Regions from separate parts of the Mus musculus genome. Here region 2 is linked to region 1. A link is a loop called in an ENCODE intact Hi-C map of the cell type or tissue named here. Cell type or tissue: gastrocnemius. All regions are shown on one strand. Each heading gives the region's core, and the rest is flanking DNA. Links, peaks and the distances in the headings are about the cores only. Region 1 overlaps Spdya (speedy/RINGO cell cycle regulator family, member A). Region 2 overlaps Wdr43 (WD repeat domain 43).

Evidence for each region. Hi-C counts contacts between places; a loop is a spot of excess contacts. Peaks named below come from ENCODE experiments on the same cell type or tissue, not always from the same donor. Only the 100,000 strongest peaks of a DNase experiment are listed, where the experiment ranks them.
Region 2: a loop joins it to region 1, with 5 times the contacts of the local background. A loop is called at or near these places in 3 of 42 quality-filtered maps.

What each region holds. Positions count from the first base shown.
Region 1 is chr17:71,557,839-71,572,949 of GRCm38, forward strand. Spdya (speedy/RINGO cell cycle regulator family, member A) reads left to right here. Exons shown (of 7, transcript NM_029254.1): 3 at 783-841; 4 at 4,665-4,750; 5 at 11,179-11,350. It overlaps Trmt61b (tRNA methyltransferase 61B), which reads right to left. Exons shown (of 6, transcript NR_027952.1): 4 at 11,919-12,054; 5 at 10,772-10,832; 6 at 1-505. It also overlaps the pseudogene Gm18140. Among named protein-coding and RNA genes, the nearest start is that of Spdya, 13 kb to the left of the region's middle. In gastrocnemius, for the core only: no CTCF peak of the experiment used is centred there; no DNase peak of the experiment used is centred there.
Region 2 is chr17:71,650,504-71,665,614 of GRCm38, forward strand. Wdr43 (WD repeat domain 43) reads left to right here. Exons shown (of 18, transcript NM_175639.1): 14 at 65-128; 15 at 2,278-2,391; 16 at 2,950-3,019; 17 at 6,838-6,887; 18 at 6,973-8,528. The coding sequence ends at 7,158. Among named protein-coding and RNA genes, the nearest start is that of Togaram2, 15 kb to the right of the region's middle. In gastrocnemius, for the core only: no CTCF peak of the experiment used is centred there; a DNase peak (open chromatin) is centred at 7,236.

The sequences.
Region 1 (15,111 bases), core at 8,464-10,963:
TTATCTATTTAATGCTTTCGAATCAAAACCAGAGTTGTTTTTGTTTTTTGTTGGTCTTTGTTGTATTTTCTTTTTGTTTTTGTTTTGAGACAGGTCTCACCATATAGCACTGGCTAGCCTGGAGTAGACCAGACCAGCCTTGAACTCACAGAGATCTTCCTGCCTCTGCTTCCCAAGTGCAGATTAAAGGTTTGCACCACCACTCTGGGATAGATATTATTCTTGATTTTGTTGATCTTGCAATCCTAATCAATTTTCCCAAAATTAAATGCTAATTATAAATCTAAGTAAAATTTGAAGTTATTTATATATACATGGTTATATTTTTGTTTGAATAATAAGTAGACTAGAGAGGAATTAGGAGGAAAGGTCCACTCCACCCCTCCCCCACAAATCCTGTTCCTTGAGAGGAGAAAGTAATAGAAAAATAATACCCTTAGAACAGCATTTCTTCAAAGATGAATTATCTTGCACCAGATTCCATTTCTGCCTCTTAAAATTGACACTGCAAAAGAACAAAGAGCTAACAACCTGTTGGATACTCAGGAAACAAAATATATTATTCTCCTTTAAAGCTGAGCATATACATAAATAAACATATCATCAGATGGGAAATGCATAGTCCTTGCAATGATATAGATACTAAAAAACTAACAACTACACCTTAGCAAACAGCTTTATTTAATTTCTAAACATTACTTTTAAATGTCCCAATTTAGAAATTATTTCTTCAAAAGGAAACCTTTTTAAAAAAGATAAGTCAAAGTTATCTTTTGTTATAGATGATGATTTAATTCAAGATTTCTTGTGGATGGACTGCTGCTGCAAGATTGCAGACAAGGTAAACTAAAAACAGTGTAACCCTAAACCATCACTGTCGTGGTACTGGGCCATTAGCATTTTGTGAGCTACAGTGAGAATTGTCGCCTTCATTACAGCGAGAAAAATAGCTAACCTGGGTTCTTTCTTCAGAGCAAAATTCTTTTATTATCCTTATTTGTATGTGTGTGTGTCTCTGTCTGTCATAGCATGTATGCCATAGCCAGTATGTGAAAGTCAGAAGACAATTTATAGACAGAGTCGGTTCTCTCCTTCCACCACGAGGGACCTAGGAATTGAACTCAAATCATCAGACTTGACAGCATGTGCCTTTACCACTGCGTCATCTCACTGGCCCCAAAGCAGAATTCTTACACTTAATTTTTACCAAATTTGTCTGGAAACAAGAATCAATAGAGATTTCATACTTCGGTGGGGGAAGTGCAAGGGTAGAGTGTCACTCCAGCCTCCTAAGAGCTGGGTTAACAGACATATCACTGTGCTCAGCTAGATTCAATACATTGTGGTTAGAATTACTACTTTTAATTGGTGTGGAGAAAAAGATCTTGAGACTCATTCCATTAAGGAAGTCTTCTGTAAATGTGAAATATTTCATAAGTAATTCAGTCAAAAAATCCATTGTCTTTTAAAACAATTTTATTACTATTTTAATAGGTATTAAGTTGCTGTTGCTGTAATTTATAATAGTACAAATAATCTCTTATTCCATGTTGGCTTCCTTACTGCTAGATCAAAGCCTTAGATCAGCACTGTTACATTTTTTGAGAAACAGTATCGACAAATGAAAATTGAGAATTACTCTATAAAACAAATGGCTTTGGGGATGGAAATATAGATTAGCAGTAAAAAGCCCTTGTTGCTCTTCCAGAGAATTCAAGTTTGCTTGATCTGGCTGCTTACAACTACTTGTAACTCCAGATCCTAGGGGGCATATTTACACACACACACACACACACACACACACACACACACACACGTAATTTAAAATATTTTAAAAATATGGATCATCCTATTTCGGGTTAGTATACAAAGAAATGAATTTCATTGTGACATTTTGGTTTTTTGTTTTTGTTTTTTCGAGACAGGGTTTCTCTGTGTAGCCCTGGCTGTCCTGGAACTCACTTTGTAGACCAGGCTGGCCTCAAACTCAGAAATCTGCCTGCCTCTGCCTCCCGAGTGCTGGGATTAAAGGCGTGTGCCACCACGCCCGTCATTGTGACATCTTGATCCATGTGTATTATTATTCTTTTTTCCCCTGGTTTAACTATTTAACACTGGCTGGTTTAATACTTTTCTTGTAGACTTGAACTGGAAGATACTTACCTGCCTCTGCCTCCAGAGTGATGGAATTAAAGGAATGTGCCATGATGCCCATCTACTTTATTTTTATTCAGACTTGTCACTCATTATCCTCTTCCTGGTAATCTTACAGGATAAAATTAGTTTAGCATGTTCTCTGTTAGATATCAAACCCCATAAACTGCCTAATATATTAGGAATAGTGATGATAAATGCTTTTTTGTGGACATATTTCAATATTTGTTTCTATGTTTTTGAGTCTGCTGAATAGTTGTCATTTTATTTTTGTAGATACCTATTTAGATAATGGGCAGTCATATATCAAGTTCAGTAACAGTTAAAATAAAAATAAAGGAATGTTCAGAAGAATAGCTTGTGATTTCATAGTAAATGTCAAAATGAAGGCTATTTCATAAATGTGACAAAGATAAAAATGTTTATTTTTTTTTAATTTGGGAGGCTGGAGAATATGGTTAAGAGCACTTCCTATTCTTCCAGAGGACCTGAGTTCAGTTTCCAGTACCCATATCAAATAACTCAGAGCTGCCTATAACTCCAGCTTCACAGCTGATGACTTCCGGCTTCCTCAGGCTTCTACACTCATGTGCACACATCTCCCCCCCCCCACATAGACATAAATAAAAACCAAAATCTGGGGCTGGACAGAAGGCTCAGTGCTTAAGATCACTGACTGCTCTTCCAGAGGTCCTGAGTTAACCAGGCAGTGGTGGCGCACGCCTTTAATCCCAGCACTTGGGAGGCAGAGGCAGGCAGATTTCTGAGTGCGAGGCCAGCCTGGTCTACAGAGTGAGTTCCAGGACAGCCAGGGCTACACAGAGAAACCCTGTCTCAAAAACAAAAAACAAAAAACAAAAAACAAAAACAAACAAACAAAACACCCAACCAAACAGCCAAACAAAAAAAAACCCCAGAGGTCTTGAGTTCAATTCTCAGCTCATAACCATTTGTAATGGGTTCTGATGCCCTCTTCTGGTGTTTGAGGACAATAAATAAATAAATTAATTAAGAAAGAAAACTAAAAGAGTATTAAATTCCCAAAAACTAGGGCAATAGATAGTTATGAGCCACCATTTGGGTGCTAGGAATCAAACTTTGTGTTCTCTGGAAGAATAGTGCTGTTAGTGACTTAGGCATCTCTGCAGCCTCTGGAAACTAATTTAGGAAAATTAAAGTACATACAACGTATAATAAAAACAAAGACCTTCCATGTGGCTCTTAAAAATAATCAATGTGACTATTCTTGTTTCTTCTCTGGAATGTAAATTATTTTGAGGTAAAGCTGAAGCATGCTAATGTCTTATCATAACATTTGATAATTTGGTGCTGGTGGGATACATACAACTGCATTGGCTGGTAAAGCCGATGAATAAGATGATCCCAGGTTTCACATGTGGAAGGGAAGAAGGGAACAGGCTTCCATTGTTCTCTGATCTCCACACCTGACATATAACATACATACATAAATAAAGATATATAAGTAAGTGTAAAACTATATCTCCAAAAATGTAAATTTTTAAAACAATCAAAGTATCACTTTTCTTTAAATTTTTTTTTTTATTTTATGTATTCACCATTGCTCTCTTCAGACACCCCAGAAGAGAGCATCAGTCTTCATTGCAGATAGCTGTGAGCCACCATGTGGTTTCTGGGAATTGAACTCAGGACCTCTGCAATAGCAGTCAGTGCTCTTAACTACTGAGCCATCTCTCCAGCCCCAAAGTATCACTTTTCAAATAAACAGTAATTATATAATCAAATACTCAGTTTCTTTAGAACTGAGTAAACAGTACAGTGGCAAACAGTACAGTTTAAGTGCTTTAATGTTGGTGTACAGCAGGGGGCAGTGTTTGAAAAGTAACTAACCCAGAATTCTTGACTATATTATTTCAAAAATCCTTTACTCAGAAATGAAGGGAAGCCCTGGAATCATCAAGATAGTGAATAAGTATGAGAGAGAAAAACAATATTCATTTTGTAACTTGTTTCAAATTTGAACCATTAGATCATCTTGGCATATATTCTAATAAGCTAATTGTGTGTCTTTGTAATAAGACATTTAAAATGTGTTTTCTCAGTGAAAATTAGGCCTTGCTATACAGTTTTAAAACTATTGGTGAATTTCCATGAAAGATGTTTGGCTACAAAAACAAAACAACAACAACAACAACAACAAAAATCAAAAAAGATGTTTGGCTACTCACTGAACTATTTCAACTTCTTTATAAGTTTGAAATTTAAGATAGAAAAAAAAATGGAGTTTTAGTTTTAAAATGCACCAGCTATAAAAATAAATTAGAAATCCTCTTAGCTAAACATAATAAATTATTGGTAACTGTAATTATTGGCAGCTCAAACGATTCAAGTGGATTAACTCTGGGGACCAAAAAATAAGTACTCAGGTGACTGTATACAGATAAATATTTAAGGGTTAAAGTCAACTATTTTATAGCAGTGATATTAGAGAAAGCAAACCATTAATACTAATTTCTAACTTTTCCTTGTAGTATCTTTTGGCTATGACCTTTGTTTATTTCAAGAGAGCTAAATTTACTATAAATGAGCATACCAGGATAAATTTCTTTATTGCTCTGTAAGTATGTTTTCTACTAAATGAGTTTTATTGGTCATTTTAATATATGTGACTTGTAATTTAAAGCAGAAATGTTAAAATTTTATGGCTATTGTTAATAGGCCATCTTGTGTGGGAAAATTATGTATTTTTCACTTTAATAGGATAGTTTTATGTTCTTTTCATTGGCCTTACATTACATGCCAAAGATTTGTTGTTCCCACTTCAGGTTACAATGTGTCTTTTACATTTTTTACAGTGCTCTCATATAAATTCCTCCAACACACACACTTTCTCTGTCTCTTTCTGTCTCTGTCTGTCTGTCTCTCTTTCTCTCACACACACAAGCACATGCACACACACATTGGGATTTTTGTTTTGTTTCTTTTTTTTTTTTTTTAATGATCTCTCATTGTAGCCCTGGCTGTCCTGGAACTCACTCTGTAGTCCAGGCTGGCCTTGAACTCACAGAGATCCACTACTTCTACTTCCTGAGTGCTGATTAATGGTGTGTGCCACCACATCCAGCAACAGATTATTCTCTTTAAAAAAAAAAAAAAAGATTTATTAGCTGGGCGTGGTGGTGCATGCCTTTGATCCCAGCACTTGGGAGGCAGAGGTAGGCGAATTTCTGAGTTCCAGGACAGCCTGGTCTACAAAGTGAGTTCCAGGGCAGCCAGGGCTACACAGGGAAACCCTGTCTGGAAAAAAACAAAACAAAACAAAAAAGATTTATTTATTTTATTTATATGAATACACTATAGCTGTCTTTTGACACACCAGAAGAGGGCATCAGATCTCATTACAGATGGTTGTGAGTCACCATGTGGTTGCTGGGATTGAACTCAGGACCTCTGGAAGAGCAGAGGGTGCTCTTAACCACTGAGCCATCTCTCCAGCTCCAACTATTTTCCTTTAAATTGCCAGTTAGTATGTAATAAAACCATCATCTTACTTTTATAATGTGAGCCTTTGTGGAAAATATTTTGCATATGTTCTTTGTAGTCTGTATCTAAAAGGAGTTGTGCATACTTAATACTTCCATGTTCACTGATGGTGTCATCAAACACTGAATATTGTTTATATTCCAGATTTTCTGTTGATATCACATTAATTAGTCTTAGCTTTGCTATCTGTTAAATTGTTTCTAATAATGTGCTTCTCTAATTTATAGGCATAATTTAGTTAGGAAAAATATAATTTCAGAGCTGGAGATAAAACTTGGTGATGGAATTCTTGCCTAGTATGCAGTAAGCTCTGGGGTCACTCCTCAGCACTGCCCCCCTCCCACCCCAAAACAGGGTTTCTTTGTATAGACCTGGCTGTCTTAGGACCTGTTCTCTAGACCAGGCTGGCCTTAACTTCAGAGATCTACCTGCCTCTGCCTGCCGAGTGCTGGGATTAAAGATGTGCACCACCACTGCCTGGCTTCATTCAGCACTGTTTTTGTTTTGTTTTGGTTTTTTATAAGGGGAAAGCTTAAATTTAAGAGTACATTTTGGAACTTGTGGTGTGCCAGGAAGTAGAGTGCTTCCCTTATATACATGAAGCCTTGGGTTCAGTTACTAGCAACCCCCCCTCCCAAACCAAAAATGAAAAAGACAAAGAATATCCTTTTTCTACCCTATACTTGGATACAACGATGCAGCTAGAATGTATGTACATAATTTTAAATGTTAAATTAGGGAACTGTATAAAAGCATTGCAGTATTGGGGACTGGAGAGATTGGCTCAACCATTTTAAGATGGCTGCTCTTCTAGAGGACTGGGGTTCAATTCCCAGCACAACCATCAAATCCAGTGAATCTGATGGCCTCTTCTGGCCTCTGTGGGCACTAGGCACACATATGGTTCACAGATATACATGCAGGCATGACACTCAAATGCATAAAAATGAATAAATAAAACGATATTGGAGTATCACAATAGCTGTCAGCATTGAGAAATAAGTTTTATTTAACTCAACATCTATTTAATTCAGAATCAGAATTGGTAAAGAAATTAGGCCAGAAGAGCTTGATCTATGATTAATTAGAGAGACATTTTCCAGAACATAGGAAAAATGAGCTGAATTTAACATCTGGTGATGATTGGTAAACTGGAAGAATTTAATAGTAATAGCTAATTCTGAATGGTATGTATAAATCACCACATCTTATATACTTATACTTTTAGTTTTCTTGGGTTTTGTTTTTTGTTTCTTCAAGAAAGGGTTTCTCTGTGTGTAGCTCTGGCTATCCTAGAACTCCTGTAGACCAGGCTGGCCTCAAACCCACAGAGATCCACCTGCCTCTGCCTCCAGAGTGCTTAAAGTCATGCACCACCTCAGCCCAGCACATTTAGGCTTCTTATGAAATACATTTCTTTTCTCTCTCTCTCTCTCTCTCTCTCTCTCTCTCTCTCTCTTTTTTTTTTTTTTTTGGTTTTTTTCGAGACAGGGTTTCTCTGTGTAGCCCTGGCTGTCCTGGAACTCACTCTGTAGACCAGGCTGGCCTCGAACTCAGAAATCTGCCTGCCTCTGCCTGAGTGCTGGGATTAAAGGTGTGCGTCACCACGCCCGGCTGTGAAATACATTTCTAATTCCTGTTTTATAGACAAGGAAATACTTTGACTTTATAGACAATAAAGCACTTTGAAGGTCAGGGAAATTATTAAGGAGGCCAGCTATTGTGGTATACACCTATACTCCCAACATGTAGGAAGCTGAGATGGGAGCGTGCGTTTGAGGCCAGCCTGAGCAAGAAAAAAAAGCAGAGATGCAAATGCATGTATGATATAGAAATGCATGTATGATATTCTCAAGAGCAAAACTCAGCCTTAATGCTGTTAATTTTCCATTTATATGTTTCAATATTGTACCATATTCAATACCATACTATTCTGTAGTTTTTCTCCACCTAAGAATTAAAGACAAGCCAAAAATGGCTTTAGTGTAAATCCATGTAGAAGTATGAAATTGGATTTGTTTCAATTGTTTTGTGGTTATAGCCATTAATGTGCTATTTAGCTTTTACTGTGTAGTTATCTTTGAAGACTGCATTGCATATTGTATTATATTATATTTTAGGTAACCTGAATTATAATTTCCATCCTGTGTCTAATCATATGTAGACTCAGTATCTCTTTTCATTAAGCCTCTCTTAGCCACAGTTCTAAAGCTCACAATTTCTTTCTATATAGTCATGTAATTTTTTCTTTCAGTATTCTTGTAACACCTGAATTTCTTCTTCTTGTTGTTTTTTAAAATCTTTTGAGACAAGTATTTGTAGCCTAGGCTGGCCCCAAACTCCCTGTGTAGCCAAGGATGATCTTGACCTGATCCTCCTTCCTGCCAATGCCGAGGTGACAGGCATTGCGACCATGCCAGCAGTACTCCTTCATCCTCCCACATCCTCTCCTGCATTTATTAGTTACATGCTCTTTCTCCTTTACCTAGTTATCGAATGAGTTCAAGTCCAGCCAAAGCAACTTAGAAAGATCTTTCCTTAAAAGAAAAGGTAAAAAGAGGAATGGAATTTAGTTGGTGGTAAAACACTTGCCTAATATGCTTGAGATCTTTAGCCTTCCTTTCTATCTAACTTTAAGCCTTTTAAAAAATGTTGTTAGAACCTACTTGGAATTAGATGAACTTCCTTGACTTAAAGATACCTTTCAACAAAGAACCCTTAGAAAATTCTAGCTACTATCCTTCAAGTTTTCCCTATCTCCTCTGTTAGCTTCCATTGAAATCCATTAAATATGCTGTTATATGCTGCATTCTGCTTTCCAAATCTGTTTAATAATTTGGAGTTATTTTGCCCAAACACTGACAGATTTTAATGTGTGTAGGTGTTTCTGTCTAGGAATTTACACACTCGATAGCCCATTCCTGTAACACTCTCAGTATGCAGAAGGCTGAGGTAGAATGACCCTAGATGTAGCTTGGACTACACAGGGAATTCCAGGCTAGCTTGAGCTTTGTAGAAAGATCCTGTCTTAGCCCACCCCACACACCCACCAGATGCACAGGCACGTGACTTAAGCCCAGCACTCAGTCTCTGTGAGTTTGAGCCATCCTAGTCCACACAGCAGGTTCCAGGTATCCAAGACATCATAGTGAGACCTTGTCTAACAAACAAACAAAAAGAACAAGAAAGAAACCTTTGTACAATGTCTGCACCCTGGGCATCAAGGACATGAAGGAAAGGTATTACTGGGTGGGCTCAAGGAGTGAAGGTAGAGCCCTTGCCCTCTGCCCCTGAATGCTCACATTCCTTCTGAACAGGAGAGTAGACATAGGATTCGGAGGAGGGGAAGATAAAGAGCTCCCAGGTTAGTGGTACAGTGGCAGTATATATGAAGGATCTTGTAGTCATGGCCTGAGTTAAGGAACTACATTATTGTTTGGTGTCACTGCTGCAGGGTAGCTTGTGGCTTGTGTATCTTCAATGGGAAACTTTGAACCATATATAAGCTTCATGCTACTCAGGATCTGACACAGGCAACAATGACTGTTTCTAGCCTTTTGCCTGGAGGATACAAAAGAAGCAGTTAGATTCACATAGATAGTTGATAGTACTCAATGTAGTGGCAACCACCATGATGTTACACATTTTGTATATTTGTTTCTCTGAGCTACATTTTGGATATTTCTTAAATTTATCTACTATTACGAATTTGATTTTTCTATTTGTTATGTATTTTATGTATACTATTTTTAATTTTTCATATATATTTATTACCTGTTTTTTTTTTAAGACAGGGTTTCCCTGTATGGCCCTGGCTGTTCTGGAACTCACTCTGTAGATCAGGCTGGCCTGGAACTCAGAAATCCGCCTGCCTCTGCCTCCCAAGTGCTGGGATTAAAGGAGTGTGCCACCTTGCCTAGCCTTCTTTTTTTTTAAATTACCTTATTTTACAAACATATTAGTTATCTTTATTTGAGTATGTGAATATGTATATGTGTGAGTTTATATGTACCATTTACAGGCTGGTGGCTGGAAAGGTTTGAAGAGGGTGTGAGATTCTCTGGGTTGGAGTTAGAGGTATGAGGTGCCAGATATGGGTACTGGGAACTGAAGCCAGGTCCTTTGCAAGAGCAGCAATCACTCTTCACCATGGAGCCATCTCTCCAGCCCATAGACTGTTATTTTTGTATTCTGTTTAAATTTTGGGTTCTGCTCTGCTCATGTTGTCTTGGTTTTTTTTTTGTTTGTTTGTTTGTGTGTGTGTGTGTGTGTGTGTTTGGAATGTTTTTGTTGTAAAAGTGACTTATGGAGCCTGAACTGTTTCTGATTGGGAATCTCTTCCATTATTAACTTTATTCATGTATTAATATCTTGCCTCATTTTTGTTTTGTGGAACAGAGTCTCATGTGCCTCAGTCTGGAATCAAACTCACTATATAGCTAAGGATAGCTTTGAACTCATGATTCCACTGTCTGGACTCCTCAAGTCCTGGGATTAGAGATGTGTGCCAACACACTAGCTTAATATGTCTTTCTTTTCTGACTGCTTTTAAAGATTTTTATCAATATTTTTGAGCAATTCAGCTATGGTGTGCCATCATATAATTTTCGTGTGGTTTCTTGTTTCTTATTCATTTATTATTCAACTACAAGGACAGTATCAATTTATCTACATTTTTGAGTATAAAGGATAGTTATAGTAAGTGGGTGGAGAGATGGCTCAGTGGTTAAGAGCACAGGCTGCTCTTCCAGAGATCCTGAGTTCAGTTCCCAGCACCCACATGACAGCTCACATGTGTCTGTAACTCCAGTTCCAGTAGATCTGACATCCTCAAACACACACATGCAGGCAAAACACTAACAAACATAAAATAAGGATAAATTATTATATTAAAAAGTTATAAATGTTTTGGTGTCCTCCTATGTATCAGTTGTGGGTTGGCTTTGATTGATTATTCTCCTCATGGTTTGTGTTTTTCTGCTGCTTTTTATGTCTGGTTCCCCTCAAGTATTTGGCAAAATACTGACTTCCAAATGTGTATGAGGGAGCTGTTTGAAGATAGCCCAAAGAAAGTTTAAAAAAAGAGAATACCTACCTTACAGTCATTCATCTATAATTATAAACGGTTCTCAGCCAGGGTAAAAAAGCCACAGTTCCTGGAATAGTAAGAAAAATAGTCTAGAAAAGTCTTGATTTGGGAAGGAGCTAACTAGGTCCAGATTGAACACTGTTTACAGATTCATCTACAAAGTCAGAAATACCTCAAGAGAGATTGTTTCAATGTAACTTACTTGCATCCCAGAACAAAGTTCAAAATTTATAGGATTACAGAGACACCTAGAAGGTGCAACAAGGTATACAATTCATTGTATCACTGCTTCTGTTACGCATTTTAGATATGAGTATCCTTTATGTATTGGTAAGTCTTTCTTTTTTATTATTATTATCTATTGTTCTTGCCCTTACCCATATCTGTTTTGGATTGTTGATCCAATTTGTTAGGTATCTGGCTAATACGGTTGAAGAAGATGAAGAAGAAGCCAAGTATGAAATTTTTCCATGGGCTTTAGGGAAAAACTGGAGAAAACTGTTCCCTAATTTCTTAAAGTTAAGGGACCAACTCTGGGACAGAATTGACTATAGGGCTATTGTAAGCAGGCGATGCTGTGAAGAGGTGAGTGTTTAAAATCACTTTTTATAATCTATCGTCGTTTATATAATTTTCCTTGATTTATTTATTTTAGTTTGGTTTTGTTTTTTTTCTTCCTTATTTGGAGATAGATTCCTGCAATTATCCCAGCCTGCCTTGGAACTCATAGTCCTATTCTGTTCCCTTCAGTTTTAGGATAAAAGTATATCATGACACTATGACCTCCTACTTAGTTTTTAATGATCTATGTCTGTCTTTATGTATGGAGATCACTAGCCTCGGTCATTATTATGACTGCAACTTTTATATTTTGTTTCTGTTTGAATTTTATCACATTTATTCAAAATTGTAATATCCATTTTTCAGAACAGACTACTTCTATATTATTCTTATTGTACTGTCCCCCTCCTCCCATCTAAAAGATCACCAGTATCCTGGTAAAATGTTTGTGGATATACTAAAGCATCTTATTATTATAAAACAAGAGTTGAATAATAATCACTAAAGTATTTGAATTTTCAAGTTTTCAACATTGACGCCAACAGCATGGTTATATAAATTAAATAAATTTAAGTATGTCTAAAATCCATACCTCTTTTCTCAAAGAATATATTCTTTTGCGAGAAGTTGAGGTCTCATGAATTCTCCCAGTAATCCTCCCACTTCCTCTTCCTGTAAGCGGCCAGAGACTTCTGAGGATGGTCTGCTACTCTCTTAATCCAGAAACCCTACAAAATCATGCAAATCAAGAGGTCAAATCTTCCTCACTCTAAGAACATCCATTAAACTGCCCAGGCCATCAAGGGTATCATACCTGAAAAGTAACCAAGTATCTGAAAGATGTTACTTTAAAGAAGCAGTATAAATGGTAGAGTTGGTAGGTGTGCCCAGGCTAAACAGTAGTGCTGGACACAGGGTCGTTGGTCAAAAATGAGTGCTGAATTTTTGCTGCACATGCTTAAAAGTCCATAGAGTAATGCTGAACTTAAGGATTTAGATGTAGATTCTCCAGTCGTTGAGCATACACTGTGAACAAAGCACCTAAGGTGTGGACAAACTCCCAGAGCTTATGGCTGGATACGTGAGCTTTCCCTGCCTTGATGAGATGATCCTCACTGAAAGGAACAAATTGTCTCAAAGCCAGAAGAGGAGGGTGCACAAAAAGAAAAAGATATCCCAGAAGAAACTGAAGCAACAAAAACTTATGGCATGGGAATAAATTTAGCATAAAATAAATGCAGATAAAAGTTTTAAAAATGCATTGTTTTCTTTTTTAAAATTTAATTTTTTTAAATTTTATTTGAGACAGGGCCTCTATAGCCCTGGCTATCCTAGAACTGTCTATGTAGACTAGGCTAGCTCACAAAGATCATAGTGTCTTTGTCTCCCAATACATGGGACTAAAGGTATGTACCTTCATGCCCAGCACATTGTTTTCTTAATGTCAGAGTTTATTAAGATACTTTTATTTATAAGTAAGTTATTTTAACCAAATGTTTTTATTAGTATTTTAGACAACAAAAGTTATAGAGTAAAATCAAGTGAAAGCAACAACTATTGTCAACTCTTGTATTACTGTTTCAGAACTTTGAGAAATGTAAACTAGATAATTCTGTAATTAAATCCTACCCAGCTAAATAACCATAGAACAAAGGAGCCCAAACTGATGAACTGATTTTGAACTTGAGTAAAGACTTTAGCTGCATGTCACAGAATTTTCCCCAGAATTAGTGTTGTTAATTATAATTGTTAATAAGAGAAGATACAATTATGCATATTTAAATTCGGATTATTGACTCTTGGAGGAACTGCAAGGATTCAGAAATAACAGAGGGCAGAAAATAAAAGAAAGACTATATAGCAGGCCAAGACTATACAAAGTTAAATTCAATGGGAAAAGATAAAAGTTGCCTATACAAGGACTCTAAAATTAATGTACTGTCATTCAAACTGAACTCAATCCAGTTACATGATATTGAAAGAACCTTGTAAGTTATGGCTCTCTCTACTGCTTGTGTGCCTTTGATATGTCTCTACTTGGGTCAATGTTGTAGTCCTTTCCTGTAATCTCAGTACTCAGGCGACTGAGGCAGAGGGATCTAAAGTTCAAGGTCAACTTGGACTATATAGTGTGACCCTGTCTCAAGAAGAAATAAATGGCAGTTACATAGCCACTTGCCAACTCTGAGAATGACAGAGGGCTCTATTTAAACACTCTAGTTTTCTCCAAGTGCATGCTACTCTGCTTCTGTTCCCTTCTCTTCCATTCTCTTTAGAACTGTTAGGTAAAGCCTCTTCTCCACTGTTCAACAGAACGTTGTCAAAGCCTCCTGATAGCTTTATGTTGCCAAAGCATAGACTAGCTTTAGTTCTCAGTCCTCGCCTTAGCAGCCTTTGGCACACTTAGTTCTCTGCTACTGTGCCTTCATGTGCTTCAGTGAGTATTGGGATTGAGGGTCTCCCCACGTATTGTCAGCCCCCTTTCATCTCGCTAGCCTTATTAAGGTGTCTGAGAGCTCAGTCCTGAGAGCTTTTCTTGCCTTGACTGGAATTAACTTAGTAATGATCTTGTTCATCTTCAACACATTAACTATGAGGGACTGGAGAGACGGCTTAGCACTTTAAAACCACTTGCTAGTCATCCAGAAGACCAGAGTTCAGTTCCTAACACCCATATCTGGCAGCTCACAACCACCTGCAACTCTAACTCCTAGGAATCTAACTCCTAAGAGTGGCCCCTAGAGGCATGTGCTCATGCACATAAAAATATTTTCAGAAGACTTGAACATAGAGATCTAAAGGTATCTTCTAAGTGCAGATCTGCATATCAGATTGCTTGTTTATCCCATTGTCCGACTGAACCCTTAAACTTGGCATGTGTAAAAGTCTATTCCTGATTCCTATACACAAACCAACAAACTTGCTTTTTTACACTCTTCTATATATTAGTAAAGAGCAGCTCCATCCTTCTAATTGCTCATGTCACAAAACTGTATCTTTGGCTTTTTCTTCCCCCTTATATCCTTGCTTTCAAAACTATTCAGGAGGCTAGAGAGATGGCTAAATGGCTAAAAGCAGGTCTGCTCTTCCAGAGGCTCCTAGTTCAATTTCATGGCTTCTCACAACTGTCTGTAACTCCGGTTTCTGGGGATCTGATGCCCCTTTCTGACCTATGTGGGCACCAGACACTAGACATACAAGTGGTGCAGGCACACATGCAGCCAAACACCCTTACACACAAAAAATAAAATTTACATTTAAAAACTCTAGCATCCTACTATTTCTAGCATTTCTACCACTATTTATCACTGGTTGCCTTAATTGTCATAACTTTGCAAACAGTGTTTTCTGAACATAGAATGTACCTTAGTGGTAGAGTGTTTGCCAAGCATACACACAGCCTTGGGTTCAATCCCTAGTTCCTTAAAACAAAAGCAACAGAGTTTCATAATCTTCTCTCCTATAGGCTGCTCTTTATATAACTGTGAAAGTCATCATTTGTTAAGCCTCCATACAGTAAATTCTTTTTTAAGTTGTATTTGTATAGGTATTTTACATACGTACCTGGTGCCCACAGACCCTAGAACAGAGCATCAGAACTCCTGGAACTAGAGTTGTAGACTGTTGCAAGCCATCAGGTGGGTGCTGGGAATAAAACTGAGTACTCCTGGAAAATCAGTTCAGTGCTCTTAAACACTGGTCCATCTCTCTAGTCCCCACCCCAAGCTCTCAGTAGCTTCCCACCTTTTATAGGGTATAAGACAACATTGGCCTTGCCGTCTGTA
Region 2 (15,111 bases), core at 5,928-8,427, 90 kb after region 1:
GTTTGTTATATTTGGTTTTGAACCCCTGAACATCTTCTTTACTTGGCTTTCTCCTCTTTGCTAGTGCTGCTTTAATGATTCAGTGGCTGAAGTGTGTGCTGACGATCCATGCATCATACCTATCTACGGTGAGTCTTCTGAGGGTGAACAACCCAGCTAGGCTAAGTAAGGGTTAGATGTGAAAGCTGCCCTTTGCTTAGAGTCTGTTATTTATTCATCACCATCATCATCATCATCGCTGGGCTGCTGGGCTGCTTGCTGGTTTGTTTCTGAGACAGGGTCTCATTCCGTATCCCTGTCTGTCTTAGAATTTGCTCTGTAGACCAGACTGTCTTGGAACTCACGGAGCGGAGCACTGCCTGGCTCTGCCATTAAAGGCATGCACCATCACCTCCTGGTAGGAGATAAAATCTTACAGCAAGCCTTTAACCTCAGCACTTAGGAGGCAAAGATGACTTTCTGTGAGTTCAAGGTCAGCTTGGTCTATAATGTGAGTTTCATGACAGCTGAGGCTATTTTATACAGAGAAACCATGTCACAAAACACCGAAATAAATACATAGATAGATATATCAAGTAAATGGAAAAATCTTAATACCAGGAAAATAAGTTTTTTCTGTTATAATAAGATTGGACTCTTTGGTATATTTGCATGTTTGTTATGTTTTGAGTTTTTAATTTTAAAGAAATTGTTTATTTGTATCTGTGTTGAGGGTTGCCCATGGTATGAGTTGTGGAGGTCGGAGGACAGCAGAGCTTTCTCTACTATGTAGGTTTTGGTGATCAGATTCAGGTCATCAGGCTTACCAATAAACCACTTTACTGTGCCATTTCACTGGCCTGTATTGATGTTTTTCTTTATTTTATTTTCTGTGTATGAGTATTTTGTCTGCATATATGCCAGATGCCTGTGGAGCAGAGCATTGGCTATCCTGGGTCTGGAGTTAGCAATGACTGTGTGCCACCGTGTGTGGGGAACCAAATCCGAGCCCTCCAACTGCTGAGTCCTCTCTGCAGCCCCATCCTGAGGGTTCTGTTTTGTGTTTGAGGCAGGGTCTCACTCTGTAGTTTGGGCCGGCCTGGAACTCGCTGTGTGGCCAGACCTGTCTTTGTACTGCGGTTACAAGCGTGAGCTGCCACACATGGCTGTCAGTTAGATTTTTAAACTAAAAAAAATCCTAATTTTATTTGCTTAGCATTTATGGTACATTTTCCTCGAAAATTTTAATATATGGCTTAAGGGAAACATTCCATAATTAAGTTATAGGTTCCCCCCCTCCTTTACATGTATATCTATAGTATGCATTCGAATATGTGGGACTATATGTGTGCACATTACATGTGTGTGGTGTCAGGAATCTTTGTTACTCTTCCACCTTAATTTTTGAGGGAAGGTCTCATTCAAACCAAGACTTGCCAGTTGAGGCTGGAATTGTATGCAGGCTGTCCCTCCCACCTGACAAGTATACCGGTTCTGAGGATCTACTTGTGTGGCTCTAGCCTCTGAGCCATCACTGCAGCTCAGCTTGCCTCTCCCTGTATAGTCTCATTAATGTCCTGCCTGCTTATTGTACCTTAGGCTCCTTTATTTTATTGTACCTTAGGCTCCTTTCCTACAGTGCTTCCAAACAGGCACACATTCTATTGTAAGTCTGGGATGAGTGCTGACAGAATGCTGGAACAGGGGGAACAAGCAGTAATGGTTTTGTGTTCAAATGTCAGAAATAAGGCCAGGAAAGGCTAATTTAAAGGGCAAAGTATAGCATCCTTTCCCATCTACAGGATTCCTGTTGAATTCTTCAGTGTGATTGATGGGATTCATTAATAGGAGTGGTGTGTGCAGTGTGGTATGTGAGGTTCACCTTGTCCTCCATGGCTCTGTCCTGACAGCTAGGAGGAGTGCCTGGCTCTTCAGAGCCTATGGCAAGCGTAGATGATGCGCTGGGTTCCGACCGAGCAAGAGTCAGGAAAGGCCCTTAAGGGATGTGTAGTGAAGTATTTTTTATATCTATCCTCTGTTGACCTTATCTGAAATAATTGAACAATGTATGAGATTTCATGCTGCCACCTGCTCTACCTAATGTTTTGTGTGTTTTGAGTTGATTTTCTTGCCAGGATAGACCAAGGGCTTTCTTTGAAAGTTTGTTGTTGCTGGGCTGTGTCCAAACCCTCTGTTGCTAGAACTTGTGACACCTGCTTGTGTAGGGCTGGCTCCTGTGTCCTCTTTAGAATGTGCTGATGATGCCAAGTGCTTATTTGTCTGTCTGTCTTCTCCTAGTTGCCTGACCTAGTAGAGCAGCTGGGAACACTCTACCAGCTGATGGAAAGCAGAGTCAAAACTTTCCAGAAACTCTCAAACCTGCATGGAAAACTCATTCTTCTCGTCACGCAAGTGAGCAAATCAGATGGTTTGGGGTTCCCACCTGGGGGTGGTGAGGACAATGAAGAGTTACCCAAGTAGTGAGAGACCGAGTTCAGTAAGAAGTTGGCAAGTCAGAGTCCCAGCTTGAACTCGGGAGTTACCTGAGTGACAGACAGTCCACACCCTGCCTCTTTTTCATTCCTTCTTCCCCAGGCTGGCTGTGAGCCTCTGTAGCTGAGATTTTACTCCTGCCTCTACCTCCAGCTGCAGGCCTGCACAAAGCCCAGGCGAGCACTCATCAACTGAGCTACATGCCCAGACTCAGCATTGTGCGTTTAGCTGAGCTTACCGTGAGCAGTGAGTCACAGGGTTTCTAGTTAACAGTGTGCAGTAAGATAGTCTAACCACTGCCCAGTTTCTGAACACTTACAGAGTCACACTTTCCCTTTTATATTTGTCTCATGTTTGTTCCAGATTGTTTTGGGTCCTTCATTCCTATGGAAGAGGCCAGTTGGGGAGGATAAAGTAGGTGTGTTAATGTCTATACTTGGAAGAAGCTTGTAATTGCTTTGTAATTGCTTCTTTCAGGTTACAGCATCAGAAAAATCGAAAAAAATGACCTCTCCCGGACAGAAGGCAAAATTGGTGTATGAAGAAGGTAAAGGTTGGCCTAGAGGCTGGTGGCTGGTGGCTGGTGGCCTTGGTTTCCTCTCAGTCTGTGCTTCCCCTCCCTTTCTAGAAATGGCGTGGACAGTTGTTTCTACAATTAATGTTTTAGGGTGGTGGTTGCAGTGATAGGCTTTGTTATGGGTTTTTTTTTTTAATTAGGTATTTTCCTCGTTTACATTTTCAATGCTATCTCAAAGGTCCCCCATACCCACCCCCTCCCACTCCCCTACCCACCCACTCCCACTTTTTGGCCCTGGCGTTCCCCTGTACTGGAGCATATAAAGTTTGCATGACCAATGGGCCTCTCTTTGCAGTGATGGCCGACTAGGCCATCTTTTGATACATATGCAGCTAGAGTCAAGAGCTCCGGGGTACTACTTAGTTCATATTGTTGTTCCACCTATAGGGTTGCAGATCCCTTTAGCTCTTTGGGTAATTTCTCTAGCTCCTCCATTGGGGGCCGTGTGATCCATCCAATAGCTGACTGTGGTTTTTTTTTTTTTTTTTTTTTTTTTTTTTAATGTATATGAGTACACTGTATCTGTCTTCAGACACAGAATCTTCAGTCAGCTGTTGTTAATAGGTGATACACAAATCAGCAAGTGTTCTAAACACCAAGACCAGCAAAAAGGATTATTATATCCCAGTAACTTCATAGAAAGTTTTTAGAGAAAAACCTTATAGCAGCAGTCAAAACTAGGAATACTAGAAACTGTCTAAACGTGAAGTAGAATGTTTATAGAAAAAAATATTCCTCTATATTCCAGTAATTTTCCCTGTATTTTAAAGTTGTTAGTAACTTCTAAAATACTTTAATATTTTGCTTGCTTAAGTGAGTCAAGATGATCACAGTACTTGTGTTGTAGGTGAGCAGGGGTAGAAGTGTGACTTAGCCCTGACCTATAGAACTGTGGGCTGTGGGCTGTTGGCAGGCAGCGTCCATGACAGGCTGTGTCAGAGGCAACAGCCTAGCAGGAAGTGCTTCGAACACTGACCATTCAGGAGGTGCAGAAGGCTGCTGTGTCACACTGGACACTTTACTTTTCATGCCTTTTAAAAGCCTCCTAAGTGTAAAAGTATAGTGACTGCGTCCTTGGGTAGCACTTCATACAGTGACATGTTGTAAATGTCAGAGTTAGGTTGGTGGGAGCTCATGGGGACCGTGCGTGTCTGTGTGTCCTTTGTAATGGAATGTCCCTGCACCCACTTTGATTTGGGTGCTTCTAGGAGTTGAAGCAAGTGCCTGACGTGATGTCAGCGCAGCTCGGGCATGCTTGCAGGGCCCCATGGGCTGGTATGGTCTGATGTTCTCTGGATTCTTACTGCTTGGAGCTAGGTTTTCTTAAGAAAATTTAAATGGCGCACTGAATTTCAAAAGGTGAAGGAGGAAGCAGCCGCAAGAAGTTTGTGTAAAAAAGTAAAATAAAAAAGTGAAGCACCACCAAGAGGCCCCCCTTTGAAAACATTTTTCATTAAAATATATATCAGGTGGACAGCAATATTTGTAATTGCATTATATATTTTCACATTTAAAAATTGGATTTTAATTTTTAATGAGATAAATATCTCATTATGATACTTAACTCATAAATAAAATCATTGGGGGATCCTCAGCTTTGCAAATGAGTATATTAAGGCTGGAGAAAACGGGCTTTAAAATACTCGAGTAAGAAGAGTTGCATTGATTTGACCATTATAGTCTTATTTATAGAATACTGTAACAATTACAAACAGAACAGTTCTTCATTAGTGGGGATGGTTTATTCCCCCAGCACAGCATCATGTAATACGCACATGATATACTAGCAAGAGCCCCAGGTGGAGACACACACATAACTCATGACCACAGTGTCTCTCATTACTGAGCAGCAGCATGTGTGTGGGCATACAGTGGCTTATAGAACTTATTTTCTTTAGAATAAATAAACATGGTCAGGATATTTAAGATCAAGTGTAGGAATACAATTTTTAGGTATCAACTGCCTTAAAGAAAAAGAAAAACAGTGTTTCATTTTAGAGCCATGGCTTGACCCGGAGATCTGCCTCCCACTGTCTCCCAAGTGCTGGGATTAGAGGCATGCACTACCATGCCTGGCTACTTCCTTAGTTGTTTTTAGATTAATTTATTCAAGTATGTATGCACGTATGTATGTATGTATGTATGTAAGCTGTCATGTTGGTACTGGGAATGGAGCCTTAACTTTATCCTGTGCCAGTTTACTCTTTTCTTTCCTTTTTTAAAACAAACAAACAAACAAACAAACAAACAAACAAAAAACCTTATTAAGTATAAAGTGTTTCTGCTTATTCATACCAGACTCGAGCCTTGACCTGGCATTAAACCTGGCTTGTAAAAGTCTTTCAGGTCCTAGTGGTGGAGACTTACTGAAGAGACACCATTTAACTCCATAGACTGCTTCTGTGTATGGTTGTGGATTTTGTTTGTTTTTTAAATTTTATTTATGTTATGTATATGAATGCTGTTTCTGCATATACATCTGCATGCTAGAAGAGGGCATCAAGTCACATTACAGATGGTTGTGAGTCACCATGTGGTTTCTGGGAATTGAACTCAGGACCTCTGGAAGAGTAGAAAATGTCCTTTAGGGGGCTGGAGAGATGGCTCAGCAGTTAAGAGCACTAACTGCTCTTCTGAAGGTCCTGAGTTCAAATCCCAGCAACCACATGGTGGCTCACAACCATCCGAAATGAGATCTGATGTCCTCTTATGGATTGTCTGAAAACAGCTACAATGTACTTACATATAATAATAAATAAAGAAAATAATTAAAAGAAAGAAAAGAAAATGTCCTTTAGCCACTGAAGTACTTCAGTTTATCCTGAAAATGCTGAAAATCTTTTGAACTTGATGAGGGAGGCTGAGTCAGGTTTCCAGTCCACCCTGCAGGTGGTTTTTCATCTTTGTGCTGCCTTAAACAAGAGCCCATTCAGCTTGTTCCTCCCTGCATTTCCCAGGTGCTTAGGTAACAATCTAGAATGTTTCATTTCTCAAAACTGTTCAATTAACAACAGGTTGTTTTCCTGTATATAGTACTTTTGTTGTTGTTACAGGTCACAAACCGTGCAGCAGAAGCAGTTGTTTTAGATAGATATATAGCCCGTCATTTTTTTATGTAGAATATTTACACACCCACTGTCTACTTGGTGGTCCAAAAATGATTGAATATTTTAAGGTGAGATTGTATAGGCTGTTGATACTTGAAATAATGTTTCTGTGCATATACATATTAATGTTATGGCTAGAGATGGCTCAGGGGTAAAGAGTGTGTTCATTCCCAGCATCCCCATTAGATTCTTGTAAACTCAGCTCCCTGGTACCCTCGTGTTTCTGCTGGCAGCTACTCTTTAAGGCATCTACACAAATGCACGCACATTTTGTTTTATTTTAAAATAAAGATAAATTTTAAAAACAGGAGTAATAAGCCAGGTGGTGGTGGTGCACGCCTTTAACCCCAGCACTAAGGAGGCAGAGGAAGGCGGATCTCTGAGTTTGAAGTCAGCCTGGTCTACAGAGTGAATTTTAGGACAGGCAGAGCTATACAGAGAAACCCTGCCTCAGAAAAAACAAGGGGGTTGAGAGTCATAGTAACGTTAGAAGCTGAACTTAGAACATGTATGCCCTATACCTGTAATCTCAGCCTAGGTGGCTGAAGCAGGGCGACTGACTGCAAGCCCCAGGACCGTCTGGGCCACACAGTGTCCTGATGTAACCGCGCAGACAGCAAGAGAGCTACTCACTGACCAGTGCACACTTGGTCTCAGCACTGTTCTGCTGTTGTCTTCCAGAGTCTTCTGAGGAGGAGTCTGACGATGAGGTTCCAGAGAAGGATTCTGATGTGAGTGATGTCTTCTGCTCCGTCTGTTTTTCTATCCTCACTGTCAGGGAGCTTCACAAATTCCTTTCTTTGCTATTTCCACCAGGATAATTGGGACGAAGATGAAGACAAAGACAGTGAAAAAGATGAGGGCGTTGATGAAGACAATGAGGAGGAAGATGAGGACATGGAAGACAAAGAAGAGAATGAGGAGGACAGAGAAGTGTCAAGTGAAAAAGAATTAAATGGAGATTCGGATTTAGATCCTGAAAACGAGAGTGAAGAAGAATGAAGACAGATGCAGCCAGCCAGTCACACGAGAGGCCTGGCTTGCCTTGCCCAGTGCTGCCTATAGCATCCTCCCAGGGAGGCTTGCCCTGTGCCAGAAAACAAGAGGCCACCATATGCTTCCAAGTTGACAGGCAATTCCCACACTTCCTTCCTGTCCTGAGTGCCCCAGACTTTAACTGTGTAAATAAGAGTGTTTCATTCAAATGTTAATAAACTTTACACAGTAAATAGACACACTTTCTGCAATGTACTGACATGAGTGTCCAATATATGGTATATTTTTCTAATATAATACTCTGGTATGATTGGTTCTGTTGGAAACTGATTTAGGTGAATACAGACATACCATAGGGGTAAGGAACTGAATGCTGTAAAGGAGTCGGTTCTCATCTCAGGTTGGTATCTTTCATCCAGTCCAAAATGCAAGCGGCACTAATGAATTGTTCTTAATCCGGCACGTCTAATTTGACACGTTTTCATGAAGGAATAACTAAGTTAAAGTGAAAATGGTTGTGATTTACAGAAATAAAATCCCAGTGTCCACTCAATGCTGGTCTGACTCAGATCCAGTTGGGTGGTTGGAGTGCTTCCCCAAATAACCACTTATTTTTTAAAGCGTCATGTGAGATATTTTTTTAAACAAAACAAAATAATGGTAATTAAAGAAGCAAAGCTTCAGCCATACTAAGGGGTTTCTTGTCTGCAGAGTGTAGAGACTCATCAGTGTACAGATGAGACCTGCTCATCGTGCGACTGTAACCCTTCAGTCCTAGCTGCTTTTGAAGAGGTTTCCATTTTTATTTAAATTGCTAATGGATCAGAGAACAATTGTTTATTTTTTCTCTTTGGTTTTAGATATTAATAATAACATTACTGGAATTTTTTTCCAAAGAAACTATTTTTATAATTCAATAATTTAACGTTTTCGTTCCTTTTCATTGCCCACTCTTGGCAGGGCTAGGGTATCTGTTTATCTTTCAAAATGATAAATCTGACTCAAGATTTTTTATGTATGTATAAATAAGTATTTTGGTGTGCTACACAGCTTTTTCAAATTACCAGTAATTTGTCTTGTTTCTAAGGAGTGGGCCAGTACTAACTTAACTTGGTGTTCAGCAAGGGATGCAGACGGAGAGCTCCCTTCTGCAGGACTAAGCAGATGCGTGTCTTTCCCACCCGTGACTGTAAGAATGCTCTCTGGGAGGACTTCCACCGGGGCAGAGCAGGCTGCCCAGCCGAAGCGGGAAGGGCATGTTGGGCAAGCTGCTGGAGCGACTGATGTACAGTTGTTATTTGTCTATAAATGGAGCTGTTTATGGCAATTTAATACCATTCTCTTTGTAAAGTGAATAAATACTCATCTTTACCCAGCGCGTGTCTCGTGGTGTATATAGAGTGCACAGGTGTGTGTTTGGGCTTAGGCCTATGGTGTGAAGGGTTTTAAGGTGGTTTCACGCCTAGAATTCACAGGGAAATACTTTGAAGGCTTGCTGTGTTATCAAGTTCGCAACAGTAGAGCAATAGGCATCTTGTTTTAAATCTCACTCCAGTGACAGGTGGTTATTTTATTTTTTTTTTAGTCTCTGCTGGTTGGGTTGCAACTTTATATGTCAAGGTTCTAGGCAAACAGGAAGCATTTATGTCTAATTAGGTATGAGGAGACAACAAAGGAAGTTTTTGGTTTAGAAATGTCTGATAAGATCCACACTGTCTGTCTGTCTGTCTGTTTCTATCTATCTATCTATCTATCTATCTATCTATCTATCTATCTATCTATCTATCTTATCTAATCTATCTGTGGTAAGAGTTGCACTTAGTCTGTCGTTGTGCCAGGCCAGCTGAGAATGAGCTTTGGTTGTCTGGTTGTCTTCCATCTTCCTACTTTATTGTTGGAAACTTTGAAGCCTGCAACCACTGTCCATGATCACATGTCATAGTTGGTTTTCATGGTAATTCTTAACCTAGAATATTCTCCCTCCGCTTGTGTGTTATTTTTGATATTAGGTGAGTTCACATAAATTGTGAATACAGTCCCAGAAATCCTGGGCTTGTGTGACGGATGCCTTAGATATAGACAGTTACTGAATATGGGACGCGTTTATGTGAGTAGATGTTAAGGCTTCTGGTTTGGGGTTTTGAGTTTTTAATGCTGAAGGTTTGGAAATTAAGTAGGTGTGTGAAGTTAACATGATTCCTGTGAAGGCCATTTCCCAGCATGCCACACTACATTATTCACGTGACTCACTGTCCATCCTGCTGCTGATTATCTGGGCGCATGATTATATATTGATGAATGGTGGCAACCTCTAGCCCAACATCTGCTTGTCAAGGTTGGATAAGTATCTCTACAGGCTGAGGCCTTAGAGACTAGGGTGTTGTGCCACAGCCCCCACCCCCTGCACCCCAACCCCTCCCCCATTCTTAGTGTCCTTAAAGGCTCCTGGGCCCTTTGTCTGCAGTTTTCTTGGTTGAAAAGGTAGGTATTTTGCCACAGGTTTGGGAGTTAGTCACCTCAGACATTTGTTAGAATATTGAGCCCATGGTTTGTCAGGGAGGTAGGTGTGTGTGTGTGTGTGTGTGTGTGTGTGTGTGTGTGTGTGTGTACATGTATGCTTGCAAGAACATTCAGAAAAAGAGGCCATGAATCTGAAAAAGAGCGGGGTGGGTTTAAGGGAGAAATGTAATTAAATTATAATTTTAAAAATGTAAAATAAAAAAAAACCTATATTCTGATAGTGTGACATTATTGAAGAGACTTTGGAAAATACCAAGATTACTAGAGGAAGACAAAGCTGTAACAGCAGTAACCATTGTATAATGGTAGAAAATTTTCTCCTCTTTGTGTGAGCATGTATGTGTGTGTATATGCACACACTCATACACTTGCATCTCATGTCGTGTGTAGTCAGAGGACAACAGGTGGGCAGATCTGTGAGCTCAAACTCAGCTGATAGGCTTACAGGCAAGTGATGTGGAATGCATACCATTAAAGCAGTGGTTCTCAACATGTTGGTCATGACCCTTTCATGGGGATTGGCTGAGGCCATTGGAAAAAAAACATATCTCCATTATAATTCATAACAGTAGCAAAATTCCAGTTACAAAGTAGCAACAAAAATAATATTACAACATGAGGAATTGTGTTAAAGGTTTGCAGCATTATGTTTGAGAGCCACTGCTCTAAAGAGAAGATGAGGCTGTGGCTTAGGCCAGTGCCCTGCTGCCCACCACCCCGAATCCTCTTCCAACTGTGTGCAGAGGTAGCAGTTCTTCCGTGGATCTACAGACAGATGCAATTGTGCTGGTGAGATGCAATTGGGTTCTTTTTCTCCACATAGATGGTATCGTACTGTTTATAGCTGTCTGTGGTCTAGCTTTTTTAGGCAATGTACTTTGGAGGACTAACTAACTTAGGAACAAAACTACTTTGCAGTGTTCAACTGTGTCCAGATCAGTTCATGGTGTGGGGACTCCAATACAAATCCCTGTCAGTGATGGTTTGAATATTCTTGGCCCAGGGAGTGGCACTCTTAGGAGGTGTGGCCTCATTGGAGGAAGTGTGTTACTGTGGGCTTGGGCTTTGAGACCCTCTTCTTAGCTGCCTGGAAGCCAGTCTTCTAGCAGCCTTCAGATGATGATGTAGAATTCTCTGCTCTTCCTGCACCATGCCTGCCTGGATGCTACCATGCTCCTGCCTTGATGATTATGGACTGAACCTCTGAACCTGTAAGCCAGCCCCAACTAAATGTTCTCCTTATAAGAATTGGTCATGGTGTCTGTTCACAGCAGTAAAACCCTAAGACGCTGTCCCACCCTGGAGTTTCAGACTGTTGGAACATTTCCTGATCAATGATATATAGACTGCTTTTAGTGTCCTGGTAAAATAAGGACATTTCCTGGGCCCTCATGATCCAGTGTAGGTGCTGTGCCAGCATCTTTCTAGGATGCTGAATTGGATGCTTGACTTCAGAAAACGTGGCTTGTTTTGACTTAAGGTTTTGAGGGTATGTAGCCCATCATGGCGCAGAAAACCCGGCAGCAGGAATGAGGCAGCTGGTCACACCGTGCTCACTTCCGGGAAGTGGGAAGAGATGACTGCTAGTGTTCATTCACTTCTTGTATCTTTTCCTGTTCCTTGGGTTTGGGGCTTCAGCTCATGGGATGGTGGTAACCAAGGAGAGATATTCCTCCTCAGTTAATCCTCTTTGAAAACATGCTCACAGCCACGCCCAGAGTGTCTCCCAGGTGACTCTAAGTGCAGCAGATTTGATAAAGATGATAACATTTGCAGATGGGTAGGATTCCGGGTACAGGCTATGGTACTTGAGATTTCCATAAATCTATCTTGTTGCCTCTCATTTGGCTTTACAGATTTCAGGTCAAGTTTCGCACGGCAAACCCTCCTGACCACAAGTTAAACATAAGTCCTATGGAAATTTGATTTGCTCTTTGGCCAGCCAATAGGTTTATGAGAATTTATTTCTCGGAATATTATAACTGAATACATTTCTCTTTATTTAGAAAAGAAAGATTATTATTTTAATCATTTATTTTATGTGCATTGTTGTGTCTGCATTGTCTTTGTGTATATCTATGTGAGGGAGTCAGATCTGAAACTGGAGGTTCAGACAGCTGTCTGGAAGAGCAGCCAACGCTCAACCACTGAGCCATCTCTCCAGCCCTTTTTTTTTTAACTTTGGAAAGATCATGCCTGTTGCTTCCACCTCCGTAGACTTGGGTAGTTAATTACCTTGGAACAGATGACCAGAGCCTGCCAGCTCTTACCTCATGAATGAGTGATATTCACAGGAAAGGCAGGACAAATAGTTGCTTGATAGATGCATTCTAGAAACCTGCAACTAAAACTCCTTAGAATTGAGGTCTTCGACTCGGTTAACCAAGAGATTTCAGCTTGCAAGAAACCAAATGGGTGAGGTAGAGAGAGCATGGCTGTTCTCAGGACCCGGGGCTCCTTCTTCCAGTGGACATCTTGGCTGTGGATTTTGTAGTCTATTCTTGTGTGCTGCTCAAGTTTCGTGAACATGGTGGAATTGCGCCAATGGGACTTTTCCAGGGCTTCCCTAGTTCTGTCGGGTTGTCTTGGTTTCTTTTTGGGGTCCAAGTGTAAATCGTCAAAATCAAAGTGAACCACAAGGTGTCAGTCTTGCTCCGGGAAACTCAGCGCACCATCCCCGGCAGGAAGTGGGGCTGCATGAGAATGCTCGCCAGCGAACCTGTCAACGTTCTCCGTTCAGTCTTCGGGAATCTCCGAGGTGCTTCCAGCTCTTTCTTTGCTGGAATATATCCCAGTTTGGAGGACACAGAGTCTTCCGGTTGCGGCTTCCAGTTCTCTCCAGCTCCTCTGAAGTGGGAAACGCCCCCTTAACCCCCCCCCCCCCCCCAACCTGGCCAAGCTGATATTCTCACGTCCTGGGCCGGGACACATGCTCAGTGTACCAGCCTGAGCAAACCCGGAGCTTGGCAGAAGCAGCATAGGCGACTTGTACTGTGTAACAGTTAAGTGCTGGAGACTGCGTGTTTCCCCTCATGTCCATAAGGAGGACCGCCTTGCGCTGTGCAGCAACCTACAGTTTTTCTCCGCATGGACTTGCTCACATTCACTCAGCGGCAGTTTTGTTTTTCACCCTCCAAACTTTTGAAAACTTCAAGTATATGGAAAAGTGAAAAGAATAAGTCCGGCATACTTTTAATCTCAGCACTTGAAAGTCAGAGTCAGGGCTGGAGAGATGGCTCAGCAGTTAAGACCACTGACTACTCTTCCAGAGGTCCTGAGTTCAATTCCCAGCAACCACATGGTGGTTCACAACCATCTGTACAGCTTTAGTATACTCATATACATAAAATAAATAAGTAAATCTTAAAAAAAAAGAAAGTCAGAGGCAGGTGGATCTTTAAGTTCGAGGTTATTTTGGTCTATACCACAAACCACAGGACAGCCAGGGTTATATATACCGGTGGAAATAGCTTACCAATAATTTTGATCCTGAAGTAAGCAAAACCAGTGTAATCGCACGTGTTCTTCCAGACTTCTCTTGTGACTGTGTGCAGATAAATCCAGGGGCCAGACAGTCCTGTCACATGAGGGCCCTCCTCCTGCAATCCACCCAGCTCTGCTGCATATGGTGCCTCATGAGTTTCACAGGACAGCACTGCGTTTCAGAGGTGTTTGTAAATATGGACTGAGAAATCGCCTCCATTACAAAACTATATTTCTTTTGGGTTTAAAGTCTTTGGGTCTGCAAGCAGACATGTTTATAAGAAAAAGGCACTCATTTGTAGAAACTTGCCCTGCATTTTTAGGTTCACAAGGCACTTAGGTCTTTTCTTGTTGAGGCAAAGTCTTACATAGCCCAAGCTAGTCTCAAGACTCTCAAATGAGCTCACTCCCGATCCTCCTGCCTCTGTCTCCTTGTGCTGGAATTACAACAGTGCATCACCAGGCTCTGTATACTTGCTTTGTGGGTCTTTTTTAAAATTTAATCTTATTTATGTATGTGACTGTGCATCTCTGTGTGTGTGTCTGCCATGTGTATGCAGGTGCCCACAGAGCCCAGAACAGGGTGTCAGCTCCCCTGAAGATGGACTTACAGGCAATTGTGAGCTGCCCAACATGGTTGATGGGAACAGAGTTCCAGTCCTGGGGGGCAGGGGGGCAGGGAGGAGGCAGGAAGTACTGGTAGAAAGGACTTATAACTGCTGAGTCATCTTTTTAGCTCCCGGTCTGTCTTCCTTCCTTCCTTCCTTCCTTCCTTCCTTCCTTCCTTCCTTCCTTCCTTCCTTCCTTCCTTCCTCTCTCTCTCTTATTTATTTATTTATTTATTTATTTATTTATTTATTTATTTACTTCAGGCAACATCTCACTATATAACCTTGGCTGGCCTGGGACTTGCTTTGTGGACCAGGCTGGCTTCAAACCCACAGATTTGCCTCCCTCTGCCTTGTGAGTGGCTGGCTTGTTTTTAAAAGCCAAGTTTAAGTTTTGCCCATTGTTTAAGTGAATGGGCAAAACCAGATAACCTTTTTTTTTTTCCCCCCAAAAACGGGGAAAAATCTATTTAGAGCTTTAATTTTTTTTGAAAAGCAACACAAGGACAAACATTCTGCTATGAAGAAGAAGGAGAAGGAGAAAAAGGAGAAGAGGAGGAGGAAGAAGAGGAGGAGGAAAAGAAGAAAAGAGGAGGAGGAGGAGGAGAAGAAGAAGAAGAAAAGAAAAGAGAAGAAGAGAAGAAGAAGGAGGAGGAGGAGGAAGAAGAGAAGAAGAAGAGAAGAAGAAGAGAAGAGGAGGAGGAGGAGGAGGAGGAGGAGGAGGAGAAGAAGAAGAAGAAGAAGAAGAAGAAGAAGAAGAAGAAGAAGAAGAAGAAGAAGAAGAGAAGAAGAGAAGAAGAAGAGACGAGAAGAAGAGAAGAAGAAGGAGGAGGAGGAAGAAGAAGAGAAGAAGAGAAGAAGAAGAGAAGAAGAGGAGGAGGAGGAGGAGGAGGAAGAAGAAGAGAAGAAGAGAAGAAGAGGAGGAGGAGGAGGAGGAGGAGGAGAAGTGGTATACATTAAAATTTGGTAGCTCTTTCCTCTGCTGGCTCCAGCACACTTGGGCCTGGCCTGACCTGGTCTTTTCCTGTGAAGGAGCTGAGCATGTTGAAAGCTCTAGGGTGTCCCGGTCAGGCCTAGCCCTCCCTCTGTGTCCTTGGGCAAGCTGTTTACCTTCGATGAGTGCCATTTTTTTCCATCTACAAGTGGAAGTCTGGATGGACAGAGGCTCTGGAAGGAGCTCAAGCAGTTTGTGACGTGTCTGGGAACCAGCACTGCACAGAGACCAGGCTAGTCCAAGGCGACAGAGCCACTAGAGGTCCATGACTGATTCTTCTTCCTGTCCCAAAGACATTTGAATTCATTTAGAAAGGATTTATTTTTATTATTCTTACATTGGGTGTCTGCGTGT